Linked DNA regions of Homo sapiens: region 2 is linked to region 1. A link is an interaction called in ENCODE POLR2A ChIA-PET data of the cell type or tissue named here. Cell type or tissue: A673. All regions are shown on one strand. Links, peaks and the distances in the headings refer to the core of each region. The heading gives the core; the rest is flanking DNA. Region 1 overlaps DDX46 (DEAD-box helicase 46). Region 2 overlaps CTB-1I21.1 (a long non-coding RNA gene).

The links. ChIA-PET counts read pairs that join two places held together with the same protein. Peaks named below come from ENCODE experiments on the same cell type or tissue, not always from the same donor. Only the 100,000 strongest peaks of a DNase experiment are listed, where the experiment ranks them.
Region 2: POLR2A ChIA-PET joins it to region 1 with 14 read pairs; 1 of 35 experiments calls an interaction of 5 or more read pairs at or near these places.

What each region holds. Positions count from the first base shown.
Region 1 is chr5:134,819,986-134,828,325 of GRCh38, reverse strand. DDX46 (DEAD-box helicase 46) reads right to left here. Exons shown (of 23, transcript NM_001300860.2): 22 at 1,306-1,379. Among named protein-coding and RNA genes, the nearest start is that of C5orf24, 22 kb to the left of the region's middle. In A673, for the core only: no CTCF peak of the experiment used is centred there; DNase peaks (open chromatin) are centred at 2,935, 3,445 and 5,075; H3K4me3 peaks cover 857 bases; H3K27ac peaks cover 4,971 bases.
Region 2 is chr5:136,745,862-136,754,201 of GRCh38, reverse strand. CTB-1I21.1 (a long non-coding RNA gene) reads right to left here. Exons shown (of 4, transcript NR_188339.1): 2 at 226-387. Among named protein-coding and RNA genes, the nearest start is that of CTB-1I21.1, 15 kb to the right of the region's middle. In A673, for the core only: no CTCF peak of the experiment used is centred there; a DNase peak (open chromatin) is centred at 3,531.

The DNA.
Region 1 (8,340 bases), core at 15-8,014:
ACAGCTGTTTTACTTTTTCCCTCTTGTTTTGTGAACCCACTTTTCATTAAACTTCTAACCACCCCCACCCCCCAACAAAAAAAGGAATGCTCTGTGAGGGGAATTTTAGAAAAGCTCTCAGAATTACACTTAGATAAAAGACAACGTTTCCTTTCAAAGGAAATGTACACACTGTAGGGAGTGTTTATAAGCTGCAACTGGCACTAAAGACACAAGGACATGTCTACCTCCTCGGGAAAGGCAGTCTGTAAAGGGCTTTTTCCAAAATCAAATTAAGTCATTGTTTAAGTTTAAAGACACTGACAACACCATGTGTTGGCAAATATGTAGAACAACTGGAATTTTCTACACTTCTGGATTGAGTGTGAATTGATGTAACCTCTTTGGAAAACTATTTAGCAATACCTAGCCTATAATTAACAATTCTACTCCGAGGTATATACCCAAGGAAAAAATCATGCTAATATATACCAAACGCACATGGAATAATGTTCACAGAAGTGTTGTTCATAAAAACCAAAAATAAGAATAGCCCCCAAATCCAATATATAAATATAAATTAATTGTTGTATAATCATATAAATATTATATGGCCATGAAAATGAATTATTGCTACATGCAATAACATGGACCGATCTCCTCAAAATGTTGAGTGAAGGAAACTAGATGCAAAAGGTGCAAACGCATGATTACACTTATGTGGAGTTCAAAAACAGGAAAAACTAATCTATGATTTTAAAATTCACAATATAGGGCCGGGCGCCACGGCTCACGCCTGTAATCCCAGCACTTTGGGAGGCCAAGGCAGGTGAATCATGAGGTCAGGAGTTCGAGACCAGCCTTGCCAACACAGTGAAACACCATCTCTACTAAAAATACAAAAATTAGCCAGATGCGGTGGTGTGCGCCTGTAATCCCAGCTACTCAGGAGGCTGAGGCAGGAGAATCACTTGAACGCAGGAGGCGGAGGTTGCAGTGAGCCGAGATCGTGCCACTGCACTCCAGCCTGGGTGACAATGCAAGACTCAGTCTCCAAAAAAAAAAAAGAAAAGAAAAGAAAAAAAATTCAAGGTATGGTTTTGTTGGGGGGAGATGAATAGTGACAAGAATAGACACAGAGAAGACTTCTGGGATATTAGTAATGTTTTTTATTTCTTGATCTGGGTAGTGACTACACTGGTATGCTTATTACTTTGTGAAAATTCATCAAACTATATGTTTATGATTTGAGTACTTCTCTGTATTTATATTTCAATAAAACACTTATTAAAACAAAACAAACGAAACTTTAAGGTTTTCACTCACCAGCCGGATCAGCTCTTCTTTTATGAGCCTGGTGATTTCTGCCTTTGCTTTCTGCACAGCCAGTTCATTGGCACCTAGTGATTGAGTGGAAAGCATATTATTCAAATTACTAAACTTACACTGTGTTTACCCATATCACGGAGGTCCAGGAAGAAACACTGTAGGTGACTTTCAGAAACACTGTACTGCCTGCCAAGATAGCCATTTAATGCCTGGTGGAACATTACCCACATTATATAATGGCTGCTTATTATTTTGATTACTTTCAGAGTTTCAAATGTAACCACTGAGGTCATATTATGTGTTAAGAGTTCCTAGTATGGTGATTAAAAAGAGTGGAATAAAAAGACTATTAGTGATTTGTCCAGGAGATAGTAAGAGAAGGCTAAAGGGAAATATAACTTCCTTGGTTTATTCATTTAGTAAGTATTTATTAGACATTTATGATGTTCACTGAAGTCTACAAATGTTTCAGAAGGGTCTCGTCTGAACAAAATCTTTAAAATGAAAGGAGGACTAGCCAATTGGAGGGAGGAAAGATACCATAAGAGTATTTTGCAAAGGAAATTAATTACATGCGTAATGGTACAGAGTTAAGACAAGCATGCTTAATTATTGAAGAATAAGAGAAGCGTAGCGTGGTTGGAAAAGGAGTATGAAAGAACACCGCAAGATAGCTGACTAGATGAGGTAGGCTGCAGACATTCATTCACAGTTATCAATTTCATAAACATTAAGCACTCACCTCTCACATACTGTGAGACATTTAACATATAAATAACAAATTCATGCTCTTTAAAAGCTTACAGACTAGAAAAACAAACTTGTAAAGATATCAAAACAGGATGAAAAGGAAGTAGTTCACAAACTTCACTTTTAAATACCACTTTTAGGAAGTTTTCCTGACTCTGAAAGGCACAGTTAAGTGTTTTTTTCCTTAGTGCTCTCACAATATTGTATTTATACCATCACAAGAGCACACTTTTGAGGTAGAATGGACAAGATATTTTTTCTGATGGGATATGAACAGTGAAAAAGAGAAACAAATTAAGATATTAAGAGCTGGCTGGCAAGTGAAAAAAGGCAGAAGTAAAAGAATATACTGATTCCAGGAGGTAAACAGGTGTTTTCTGGACAGTGATAATGGGTGAAATTTAATTCTAAAATTGCTGTAGTTGAGGTGCTCATCAGACATCCAATTGGAAATACAGATGAGGCCAATGGAAATATGAACCAGAAGTTTAGAAGTGGCAGAGATTAGAGAGCCATCAAGGGTAGGCTGGGTAGAATCTGGAGCCAATGGACAATGCCAGTGAGTAGGTAAGTACAGATAGACACCATATTGCACACTGAGAAGAGAAAAAGAGCTGAATCAAAGAAGACTAAAGATTGAAATGTCTAAGAATAAAAGGAGGACTGGGTTTGCAACGTAGAGAGCTATATTTTTATCATTCCGTGTATTTTTAAAAAACACAAATGAGGGAAAGATTTATAATAAACGAGAAAATTTCCCCCCATATTAGAAATGAGTAACTTTTCTGTCCCCAGAGAGAGACAGAGACGGAGCTAGAAAGAGAGACAGAAACAGTTGCACAACAGGAAGGAAAAGGCCAAGGGTATGGCTATGAAGTCATAGCAACATATCTAATTTAAATCCTATACCTCCACTAGCCACCAATCACAACACTATAAAACTACGTGGGGAAGGTGAGTGCTGGAAGGGAAGAGAAAAAGAAGAATCAAGACCGAAGTCAAACTGAAAATTACAACAAAAATGAAATTTAGGAGGAAAACACGTTGCTTGGTATGAGTTGGTGTGAAGCTTGTTGATATTTTTGTGCAACTTTAAAAAGAAGGAAAATGACACTCTCACCTAGATTTAACTGGAAAATCAATTTTCCTACTTTTATCAGAGCCCGACAATTTGGACCAGTTTAAATTCTGACTTATGTAACTTCTTGTAATAGGTTACATATGTTTATAAGCAGCTATGAAAAAAAGGGCATTTCCTTTCATTGGTCCTAAAACAACTGTGGCTGCTTTTAAGGGATTCTCCACTAGTAAAAAGAGAGGGTCACAGAACAGGCTATATAAATTATACAGGCTGACTAGGCATGTAAGTCCTTCCTGTTCTCCTTCCCTTTGCCTGGTGGGAGGCCTGGAGCTGCTGAGCCAAACAGAGCCTCCAAGGAGCCAGCCAGGCAGTGGGGTCCCTCCAATTACAGAACTAGAAACAGATGACACTAGGCTCATTCCACAGTAGCAACACCTGTTTTCATCCTGTTAGTGTTTAGTTGAGTTCGGAGTTTCAAAAACTAAATGATCCTTTAAAAAATCTAATTACCTCTGAAAATTCTAAAAGATTTAGATCACTTAAATTACCAAACCCTAGCTCTTATTCAATATCATTATATTTCTTTTTCTTTTCTTTTCTTTTTTTTGAGACAGAGTTTCGCTGTTTTTGCCCAGGCTGGAGTGCAGTGGCGCCATCTCAGCTCACTGCAACCTCTACCTTCTGTTTCCAAGGTACTCAGCCTCTCGAGTAGCTGGGATACAGGCTCCCGCCACCATGCCCAGCTAATTTTTGTATTTAGTAGAGACGGGGTTTCACTATGTTGGCCAGGCTGGTCTCAAACTCTTGACCTTGTGATCCGCCCGCTTCGGCCTCCCAAAGTGCTGGGATTACAGGCGTGAGCCACCGCGCCCGGCCATTATCATTATATTTCTAGATTATTCTTAAGATTTGCTTCAACAAAGTTGCTTTTTTACTGAGGAGACTTGCTTAGATTATTATAAAAATTAGACGTTATTTCCTGAGTGTAAATTGACAGTGGAGACAAATGACCAGAACCATTCTGGATGAAAGGAAAACTACATCGGAGCTGTGGAATCAGTGAATATCTCACTTCACATCACTTGGTAGTAGAGATGTGTTCTGATAAAGTTATACATAAATTGAAATTTGATATATCAATTATACCATACTAAGCAAACACTGCATTTAAATTAATAAATGAATTACGAAAAGAATTCTTTTTCAAAGCAAATAATCATGTCTCTCACTTACCTCTTTATAAGGCAAGCAGTTAAAATATTAATTTTGCTTAAATGATACCCATGTATTCAAGCAGAAAATAAAATCCTGACTCCATGTACACCAAAGGTTTTATTGCCACATTCCTCTATCATTGTCTTCAGCCTGTATGATCTAATTAACACAGTAGCAAAGACCTGTCCAGTTCCAACTACAGAAACACATCAGCTTAAGTTTTCTCTGCTTGAAGACCCAGGGGTCAGCAATCCCCATTTCACTATGTAATAAGAAACAGTGTCACCTGAGTTAGAAACATACTGGGTCATTGGCAGACCAAAAGTATTTCAGGATACACAAAAGCATGCCATTTTTAAACCTGACTTCAAATAGATCTAAGTCAGTTTCTCATAGTCACAAACATGAAGAAAAAAGTGTAGTTTGCCTAGTTCTGGCCACACATCCTTTGTATGCCATTTAAAAATATGTATGAAACTTACCATGACTCAATGGTAGAGTGGGAAAAACACGGAAAACATAACAGCTGTATTTGCCGGGCGTGGTGGCTCTCGCCTGTAATCCCAACACTTTGGGAGGCCAAGGCAGGAGGATCACGAGGTCAGGAGATCGAGACCATCCTGGCCAACAATGGTGAAACCCCATCTCTACTAAAAATACAAAAATTAGCTGGGTATGGTGGCATGTTCCTATAATCCCAGCTACTTGGGAGGCTGCCAGGAGGCAGAGGTTTTAGTGAGCCAAGATTGCACCATTGCACTCCAGCCTGGCGACAGAGCGAGACTCCATGTCAAAAAAAAAAAAAAAAAAAAAAGATGAAATTAAGAAATTCTCAGATAAACAAAACCTGAGTTAGTTGCTAGTATACCTGCCCTACAAGAAATACAAAAGGAAATCCTCCAGACTGAAGTGAAAGAACCCTAGATTACTTGAATGAGGAAACAAAGAATACTCATAGCTACATACGTAAATATAAAAGTCAGTATTATTTTTAGTTTGTAGCTTCTCTTTATTTCCTGTATGATTTAAAAATTACATAAAATAATTATGAATCTATGTTGAAGAATACAGAATGTATGAAGATGTACAGGTCTGGGCCCAGCATGGTGGCTCACGTTTGTAATCCCATCACTTTGGGAGGCTGAGGCAGGAGGATCACTTGAGCCCAGGAGTTCAAGAACAGTCTGGGCAACATAGTGAAAACCCATCTCTACAAAAAATACAAAAATTTAGCTGGACATAGTGGCATACACCTGTGGTCCCAGCTAAATGGGGGGCTGAGGTGGGAGGCTTGCTTGAGCTGTGACTGGGTCATTGCACTCCAGGACAGGTGACAGAACAAGACTCTGTCTCAAAAAAAGATGAGTAGGTTTGGGAGGCCGATGTGGGAGTACAAGAGAAGCCAGGAGTTCAAGACAAGCCTAGACTGTAACATAGCAAGACCCTGTCTCTAGAAAAAAAAATTTTTTTCATTAGCCAGGCATGGTGGCACAGGCCTGTGGTCCTAGCTGTTCAGGAGGCTAAGGATAGAGGATCACTTGAACCCTGGAGTTTGAAGCTACAGTAAACTATAATCTCACCTTTGCACTCCAGCCTGAGTGACAGATCAAGACCCTGTCTCTTAGAAAAACATATACAGGAATTTTGTGTCAATAACAACAAAAAAATAGATGGGACTGTATAGGAGCAAAATTTTTGTATAGTATTAAAACTAAGTTGGCATTAATTGAACTACGTTGTTATGAATTAAGATATTAATTGCAATCCACTGAGTAACCGCTAAGAAAATACCTGGCTGGGCACGGTGGCCCAGGCCTGTAATCCCTGCACTTTGGGAGGCTGAGGTAGGCAGTTCACCTGAGGTCAGGAGTTCAAGAACAGCCTGGCCAACGTGGTGAAACTCCATCTCTACTAAAAATAAAATTAGCCAGGCATGCATCTGTAATCCCAGCTACTAGGGAGGCCAAGGGAGAACTCCTTGAACCTGGGAGGTGGAGGTTGCAGTGAGACGAGACAGCACCATTGCACTCCAGCCTGGGCAACAGAGTGAGACTCCATCTCAAAAAAAAAAAAAACAAAAAAAAACCTAAAAATACATATAGCAAAAGAAAGAAGTAGGCCGGGCGTGGTGGCTCCTGCCTGTAATCCCAGCACTTTGGGAGGCCAAGGCAGGCAGATCATGAGGTCAGGAGATTGAGACCATCCTGGCCAACATGGTGAAACCCCATGTCTACTAAAAATACAAAAAGTAGCTGGGCATGGTGGTGCTTGCCTGTAGTCCCAGCTACTCGGGAGGCTGAGGCAATAGAACCGCTTAAGCCTGGGAGGCAGAGGTTGCAGTGAGCCAAAATTGCGCCGTTGCAGTGAGCCGAAATTGCGCCGCTGCATTCCAGCCTGGTGACAGAGCTAGACTCCCTCTCAAAAAAAAAAAAAAACAAAAAACCCAGAAACAAGAGCAAATCAAAATGGCACACAAGAAAATATTGCTTTAACACGGTGGGGCACAGTGGCTCATGCCTGTAATCCCAACACTTTGGGAGGCAGAGGCAGGTGGATCACCTGAGGTCAGGAGTTTGACAACAGCCTGACCAACATGGTGAAACCTCATCCCTACTAAAAATACAAAAATTGGCCGGGCGCAGTGGCTCACGCCTGTAATCCCAGCACTTTGGGAGGCCGAGGCGGGCGGATCACAAGGTCAGGAGATCGAGACCATCCTGGCTAACATGGTGAAATCCTGTCTCTACTAAAAATACAAAAAAAAAAATTAGCCGGGCATGGTGGTGGGCGCCTGTAGTCCCAGCTGCTTGGGAGGCTGAGGCAGGAGAATGGCGTGAACCCGGGAGGCGGAGCTGGCAGTGAGCCGAGATTGCGCCACTGCACTCTAGCCTGGGCAACAGAGCAAGACTCTCTCTCACAAAAAAAAAAAAAACGAAAATTAGCTAGGTGTGGCGGGGGGGCACCTGTAATCCTAGCTTCTCAGGAGGCTGAGGCACGAGAATTACTTGAACCCAGGAGGTGGGAGTTGCAGTGAGTCGAGATTGTGCCACTGCACTCCAGCCTAGATGACACAGTGGGACTTTGTCTCAAAAAAAAAAAAAAAAAAAGAAAAGAAAAGAAAAGATTACTCTAACACAAAAAAGGCAGTTAACGGAGATCTTTTATAATGCAGGCATTTACAGCTAGAAATTTCTCTCTAAGCACTGCTTTCACTGAATCCTGTTTAAGTTTCACGAAGGTACTGAGGACTGAACTGTACATTTTTAATGGTTAAAATGGACAAACTTTTGTTACATGAATTTTACCTCAATGTAAGTCCTAAATAGCAAAAGACTGCTACAGATTTTAAAAATAGTTCCAAATGGAGACAGTACAATCAAGAAGTAAGAGGTCTAGCCTGGCCAACATGGTGAAACCCCAACTCTACCCAAAAATACAAAAATTAGCCAGGTATGGTAGCACATGCCTGTGGTCCCAGCTACCCAGGAGGCTGAGGCACAAGAATCGCGTGAAACCTGAAGGCGGAGGTTGCAGTAAGCCAAGATCGTGCCATTGCACTCCAGCCTGGGCGATAGAGTGCTAAACCCTGTACTGACTACAATGCTATGGTGTCAAGGAAATGAAGCCAGAACAGATGGTGCTATTATCTAGCAGTCTAGTTCTGTCTTGCTTCCATTTCACATAATGTCAGAAAACAAAAACAAAAACCACTTAAAATACCAATAACAAAGATGTTAAATATAAATAAAGTGGGCTGGGCGCGGTGGCTCATGCCTGTAATCCCAGCACTTTGGGAGACCAAGGCGGGTGGACCATGAGGTCAGGAGTTTGAGACCAGCCAGGCCAGCATGGTGAAACCCCGTCTCTACTAAAAATACAAAAATGAGCCAGGCATGGTGGTGCATGCCTGTAATCCCAGCTACTTGGGAGGCTGAGGCAGGAGAACTGCTTGAACCCGGGAGGTGGAGGTTGCAGTGAGTCAAGAT
Region 2 (8,340 bases), core at 201-8,200, 1.9 Mb before region 1:
TCTCAGAATTCAGTCTTATTCCTTTCAAGAGAGTGCTTCCCACAGAAATACAAACTACCATCAGAGAATACTGTAAACAACTCTATGCAAATAAACTAGAAAATCTAGAAAAAATGGATAAATTCCTGGACACATACACCCTCTCAAGACTAAACAAGGAAGAAGTTGAATCTCTGAATAGACCAATAACAGCCTCTAAAATTGAGACAATAATTAATAGCCTACCAACCAAAAAAAGTCCAGGACCAGACGGATTCACAGCCGAATTCTACCAGAGGTATAAAGAGGAGCAGGTACCATTCCTTCTGAAACTATTCCAATCAATAGAAAAAGAGGGAATCCTCCCTAACTCATTTGATGAGGCCAGCAGCATCCTGATACCAAAGCCTGGAAGAGACACAACAAAAAAAGAGAATTTTAGACCAATATCCCTGATGAACATCAATGCAAAAATCCTTAATAAAATACTGGCAAACCGAATCCAGTAGCACATTGAAAAGCTTATCCACCACCATCAAGTCGGCTTCATCCCTGGGATGCAAGGCTGTTTCAACATATGCAAATCAATAAACATAATCCATCACATAAACAGAACCAATGACAAAAACCACATGATTATCTCAATAGATGCAGAAAAGGCCTTTGACAAAATTCAACAGCACTTCATGCTAAAAACTGTCAATAAACTAGGTATTGATGGAACGTATCTCAAAATAATAAGAGCTATTTATGACAAACCAACAGCCAATAACACACTGAATGGGCAAAAACTGGAGGCATTCCCTTTGAAAACTGGCACAAGACAGGGATGCCCTCTCTCACCACTCCTATTCAACATAGTGTTGGAAGTTTGGCCAGGGCAATCAGGCAAGAGAAATAAATAAAGGCTATTCAATTAGGAAAAGAGGAAGTCAAGTTGTACCTGTTTGCAGATGACATGGTTGTATATTTAGAAAACCCCATCATCTCAGCTCAAAATCTCCTTAAGCTGATAAACAACTTCAGCAAAGTCTCAGGACACAAAATCAATGTGCAAAAATCACAAGCATTCCTATACACCAATAATAGACAAACAGAGAGCCAAATCGTGAGTGAATTCCCATTCACAAGATGAAGAGAATAAAATACCTACGAATCCAACTTACAAGGGATGTGAAGGATCTCTTCAAGGAGAACTACAAACCACTGCTCAACAAAATAAAAGAGGACACAAACAAATGGAAGAACATTCCATGTTCATGGATAGGAAGAATCAACATCATGAAAATGGCCATACTGTCCAAGGCAATTTATAGATTCAATGCCATCCCCATCAAGCTACCAATGACTTTCTTCACAGAATTGGAAAAAACTACTTTAAAGTTCATATGGAACCAAAAAAGAGCCTGCATTGCCAAGACAATCCTAAGCAAAAAGAACAAAGCTGGAGGCATCACACTACCTGACTTCAAACAATACTACAAGGCTACAGTAACCAAAACAGCATGGAACTGGTACCAAAAACAGATATATAGACCAATGGAACAGAACAGAGGCCTCAGAAATAACACCACACATCTACAACCATCTGATCTTTGACAAACCTGACAAAAACAAGAAATGGGGAAAGGATTCCCTATTTAATAAATGGTGCTGGGAAAACTGGCTAGCCATATGTAGAAAGCTGAAACTGGATCCCTTCCTTACACCTTATACAAAAATTAATTCAAGATGGATTAGTGACTTAAATGTTAGACCTAAAGCCATAAAAACCCTAGAAGAAAACCTAGGCAATACCATTCAGGCAAAGACTTCATGACTAAAACACAAAAAGCAGTGGCAACAAAAGCCAAAATTGACAAATGGGATCTAATTAAATTAAGGAGCTTCTGCACAGCAAAAGAAACTACCATCAGAGTGAACAGGCAACCTACAGAATGGGAGAAAATTTTTGCAATTTACCCATCTGACAAAGGGCTAATATCTGGAATCTACAAAGAACTTAAACAAATTTCCAAGAAAAAAAAACCCATCAAAAAGTGGGCAAAGGTTATGAACAGACACTTCTCAAAAGAAGACATTTATGCAGCCAAAAGACACATGAAAAAATGCTCATCGTCACTGGTCATCAGAGAAATGCAAATCAAAACGACAATGAAATGCCATCTCACACCAGTTAGAATGGTGATCGCTAAAAAGTCAGGAAACAACGAATGCTGGAGAGGATATGGAGAAATAGGAACACTTTTACACCATTGGTGGGAGTGTAAACTGGTTCAACCACTGTGGAAGACAGTGTGGCAATTCCTCAAGGATCTAGAACTAGAAATACCATTTGACCCAGCCACCCCATTACTGAGTATATACCCAAAGGATTATAAATCATGCTACTATAAAGATACATGCACACGTATGTTTATTGCAGCACTATTCACAATAGCAAAGACTTGGAACCAACCCAAATGTCCATCAATGATAGACTGGATTAAGGAAATGTGGCACATATACACCATGGAATACTATGCAGTATTGCATGAACAAGGATGAGTTCATGTCCTTTGCAGGGGCACGGATGCAGCTGGAAACCATAATTCTGAGCAAACCATCACAAGAACAGAAAACCAAACACCACATGTTCTCATTCATAGGTGGGAATTGAACAATGAGAACACTTGGACACAGGGCAGGGAACATCATACCCTGGGGCCTGTCCTGGGGTAGGGGGCAGAGGGAGGGATAGCATTAGAAGAAATACCTAGTGTAAATGATGAGTTAATGGGTGCAGCAAACCAACATGGCACATGTATACCTATGTAACAAACCTGCACGTTGTGCACATGTACCCTAGAACTTAAGGTATAATAAATAAGACAGACAAACCAAAAAAAAAAAAGCAAAAATTCTAATATTCACCCACCTCTTTTATTAGCTGTGGAGTTTTCAGGTAAAAAATAAATGTTTAATTGGCAAAAAAAAAAGTGCTTCCTTGCTAGTGGGTTAATAGCATCCAACTGGTAGATTGTTGTATGGATTATATGCTGTAATGTCCCTAGAAATCCGGAACTCAAGAGTTTGGTCTCTGTGCCTATTGTGCTATATAGCCTTTCACATTTTGTGTAACCTCTTCTGGCTCGCTTTTCTCAATGGCAAAATAATAATAATAATTCAGGCATGTACTGTCTAGTTTTTTTTTATGTTTGTTTGGTGTTTTCTGCTCTTTAGTGATAGGGAAAATAAAAGCATACATTGGCAAACAATGTAAAACCTTATTCAATAACAGATGGAAACTAGGAGGATGTGGACAATCACCAGTGAGGCTCCTGCACAGCTCTTTTGAATGCAGCCCACACAGGTCCAGTATGTGATAAGACTGGGCCTTTAAAAATTCATACCAAATCTCACAGTTTCTATCCATGCACAAATTCCATGCTGGCTCAGGGTAATTTCTGCAAAGTGACTGTGCCTTTCACATAATTTATGTTCTCTTTTCACTCTGTGGGGGCTGTAGGCAGTTGCCTGCAGGAGTGTGAATTTGATGAAGTCATCAGCCAGCTCTGTGCTGTTCCTGGATGGGCTGGTGCTTCCGGACCCTGCTGGGCGGAAAGGCTGAGGAAAGCTCTCAATCTGTGCACCAAAAAGGGTGTAATGACTCAGCTAGGAACCCCAATAACCAAAGAGGGAAAACATGGCACTGCATTCCTTCAGTAAAAGGCAACTCTTATTCTCCTTCGAGTCATCCTGGGCCTGAACAAGCTCTTGGAATTATAAAGCCTGATTCCTCAGGTCAGCATAATGCGTCTAAAGACCACAGGAGAATTTCCTGATCCAGGAAGCTTGGGGTGGGATGGAGGGAGTGGTGTGTATGTGTGTGCACATGCGTTTATGTGTTTTAGGGAGGTAGGGATGGAAAGGGTCTGCTGTTACTGAGAATCCACAGTCTTTTGGGGAATAGGCTTCTTGCATCTGTGATGTAATGAGGTATATGTCCCAGAAGGCTTGAGTCAACAGGCCCCTCCAGGGAGCACCAGGACTGGTACTTTGGTTTCCAGATATTTGGGGTGGGGGTGAGTTGGAGGATCCCTCTTGCCTTTGAAGTTGAGCCTCTCTGGGTAGCTTATCTCACTATAAAGACATTGCTTTTTTATATCCAATTATGGTCCCACAGAAGGATGTTCTTTACTGGATCACAAATCTCTTCAAGTCACCAAAGGATACTGAACACTCACTCTATGGCAGGCGTTCTGTATCAGAAACTAAGGAAAAGAGTGAATAAGATGGTGGTTCTGAGTTCAGGAAACTTACAAAACAGCAAAAGCTTCCTGTGAGCTAGCAGTATACCAGGCTCTGTCCTAAGTCTTTAACATTTAGTCCTCGCAACAGCCCTATGCAGTAGTTGCATTAATATTGTTGTTACTTTAGATATGAAAAATGGAGTCATGGATTAAATGACCTAAATTAATACAGCTAGTCAATTGTAGAGCCAGGCAGTGTGACTCTAGGGTTGATGATTAAACTATTATGGTTGCTCAGCAGTTTGAAGACCAGCCTGAGAAAAATGGTGAAATGCTGTCTTTACTAAAAATACAAAAAAATAAATAAATAGCTGGGTGTGGTGGTGCAGGTCTGTGGTCCCAGCTACTCAGGAGGCTGAGATGGGAGGATCACCTGAGCCCAGGGAGGTTGAAGCTGTGGTGAGCCACGATGGCGCACACTGAACTCCAGCCTGGGCAACAGAGTGAGACCCTGCCTTAAAAACAAACAAGCAAAAACACTATTATTGTTTGCTGCATTAGTCTATCAAGAAGAGAACATACAGAAAAATATAATGCGTCAAGTGCTATGGAGGGGTAAGTACACAGACTGTGAGAGCAAAGAGAATGATGTATGGGAAGGGGAGAGTGACCAGACACTGCTTCCCAGAGGAAGTGACATCTGAGCTGAGCTCTAACATTGATTGCTCACTAGCCAGGCAAAATGGGGATGTGGGTTTCAGGCAGAGAAAAAGAAAGTGCAAAAGTCTCACAGTGAGAGAGAGCATGGTTTATTGATATTTAAGGAATGGAAGGAATTCAGTGAGGTTGAATCATAAATTTCACAGCAGGAAATATTCAGACATGAGATTGCAAAGGTTTGTTTATCCATTCAACATTTATTTAGCACCCACAATATGTCAGACAATGTGTTAGACTCAAGTAAGATATCAGTTGAAAAAGATACGGTGTTTGCCATCATGGGACTTATAGTCTATAAAATGAAATGACATCTAGTCTCACCTGGCAGAAAAAAAAAATAATTAAACTTGGAAAGAAGGCAAAAAGGTGAATAGAATGTTCTTTCAATGTCATACTGGGACATTGTTTAATGGATTCACTAAACAATAATTTAAATATCTAGAATAATGTACCTGTTTTTTATTTTGATATTCACTATTAACTATGAAGTCATACTCTGATGTTAAATGTTTTATTAGTCTGTTCTCACACTGCTGTAAACGTAGTACCCAAGACTGGGTAATTTACAAAGGAAAGAAGTTTAATTGACTCACAGTTCCACGTAGCTGGGAGGCCTTGGGAAACTTACAATCATGGTAGAAGGGGAAGCAGGTGAAAGAGATCATGTGAGAGTGCAGGAAAAACTACCATTTATAAAACCATCAGATCTCGTGAGAATTCACTCACTATCATGACAACAGGGAAACTGCCCCCATGATCCAACCACTTCCCATCAGGTCTCTCTCTCCACACCTGTGGGTTACAATTCAAGATGAGATTTGGGTGGTGACACAAAACCTAAACATATCAAATGCATAATGTAGGTATCTGTGTGGCAGAAAAGATAAGTTTCAAGGTCACAGTTTTATTGTCCTGTAGGAATTTAACAAATTAAATCTCCATTCTAGTATGTTAGTTTTCTATTGTTGCTATAGCAAATTCCCACAAATGTTGTGGCTTAAAACAACTCAGATTTATTATTCCATACTTCTGAATGTCAGAAGTTTGGTACAAGTCTTACCAGACTAAAGTCAAGGTCTGTGCATGCTTTGCTCCTTTTTGGAGTCTCTCAGGAGAGAATCTGTTTCCTGCTCATGTGAGTTATTGGAAGAATTCAGTTCCTTACAGGTTTGTGACTGAGGTCCCCATCCATATTCTTGCTAAGTATAAGTTGAGGGATATTCCCAGCTTGTGGAGGTCATCACGTTCTTGGCTCATGGTCCCCTTCCTCTAACTTCAAAGCCAGCAACAGCAGATCCTTCTCACATAGCATCATTCTGACCTACCATCTGCCTTCCTCTTCTATTTTTATTCTGTGGTTAAACTGAGCACACTCAGATAATCCAGGATTATTTCCCATATAAATATCCTTAGACTAAATTAATTTTTAAAATCTTTTTTGCCATGTAAGATATTATACTCACAGGTTCTGGGGATACAAGTGTTGGGGGATCTTTTTTCAGCCTACCACAATATAGTAAATACAGTCCATGTTCCTCAAAATGCTCTTTTATTTACTTATTTTTTGTGTAAAAAATAAGTTTTATTTTTCATCCTTACCATATTTTAAAGAGATAGTTTTCTTAGTTTCATAGTAAGTCTTTTTTAAAAATCTATTTTTATTCATTTTTGTGGGTACATAGTAGGTATATATATTTATGGGGTACATGAAATGTTTTGATACAAGCATGCAATGTAAAATAAGCACATCAAGGAGAATGGGGTATCCATCCACTCAAGCATTTATTCATTGAGTTGCAAACAACCTAATTACTCTCTTTAAGTTATTTAAAAATGTGCAGTTATTATTAATAATAGTTGCTATTTGTGCTATCAAATAGTAGATCTTTTTTATTTTTTCTATTTTTTTTGTACCCATTAACGATCCTCACCTTACCCGCCCCTTCCTACTACCCTTTCCAGCCTCTGGTAAACATCCTCCTGCTCTCTATGTCCATGAGTTCAATTGTTTTGATTTTTAGATCCCACAAATAAGCGAGAACATGCAATATTTGTCTTTCTGTGCTTGGCTTATTTCACTTAACGTACTGATCTCCAGTTCCATCTATGTTGTTCATATTGTTGCAAATGACTGAATCTCATTATTTTTTATGGGTGAATAGTACTTCATTGTATATGTGTACCACATTTTCTTTATCCATTCATCTGTTGGTGGACACTCAGGTTGCTTCCAAATCTTAGCTATTGAAAACAGTGCTGCAGCAAACCTAGGAGTCCACGTATCTTGTCGATATACTGATTTCTTTTGTTTTGGGTATATATCCAGCAGTGGAGTTGCTGGATTATATGGTAGCTCAATTTTTAGTTTGTTGAGGCATCTCCAAATTGTTCCCCATAGTAGTTGTACTAATTTACATCCTACCAAGAGTATACAAGGGTCCCCTTTTCCCCACATCCTTTCCAGCATTTGTTATTGCCTGTCTTTTGGATATAAGCCATTTTAACTGGGGTGAGATGATATCTCATCATAGTTTTGATTTGCATTTCTCTGATGATTGATAATGTTGAGCCCCTTTTTCTAGGCCTGTTTGCCATTTGTATATCTTCTTTTGAGAAATGTCTATTCAAATCTTTTGCCCATCTTTGATCAGATTATTTGATTTTTTTTCCTATAGCTTCTTATATATTCTGGTTATTAATTACTTGTCAGTTGAGTAGTTTGCAAATATTTTCTCACATTCTGTGGGTTGTCTCTTCTCTTTGTTGATTGCATCCTTTTCTGGGCAGAAACTTTTTAAGTTGATGTGATCCTATTTGTCCGTTTTTGCTTTGGTTGCCTGTACTTGTGGGGTAATAAGAAATTTTTGCCCATACCAATGTCCTGGAGATTTTCCCCAATGTTTTCTTATAGTAGTTTCATAATTTGAGGTCTTAGATTTAAGTCTTTAATCCATTTTGACTCTATTTGTTTATATGGTGAGAGCTGGGGGTCTAGTTTCATTCCTTTGCATGTCTCTAGTCTGATTAGCTAAGACTTCTAGCACTATGTTGAATAACAGTGGTGACAACAGGCGCCCTTGTTGTGTTCCTTATCTTAGAGGAAAAGCTTTCAGTTTTTTCCCATTCAGTATATTAGCGTGGGTCTGTTGTTTTTATTATGTTGAAGTATGTTCCTTCTATCCCCAGGTTTTGAGAGTTTTTATCATGAAGGGATGTTGAATTTTATCAAATGCTTTTTCAGTGTCAATGAAATGATCATATGATTTTTCTCCTTCATTCTGTTTATATGATATATCACATTGATTGATTTGTATATGTTGAATCATCCTTGCATCTCAGGGATAAATCCTACTTGGTCATGATGAATAATCTTTCTAATGTGTTGTTGGATTCAGCTTCCTAGTATTTT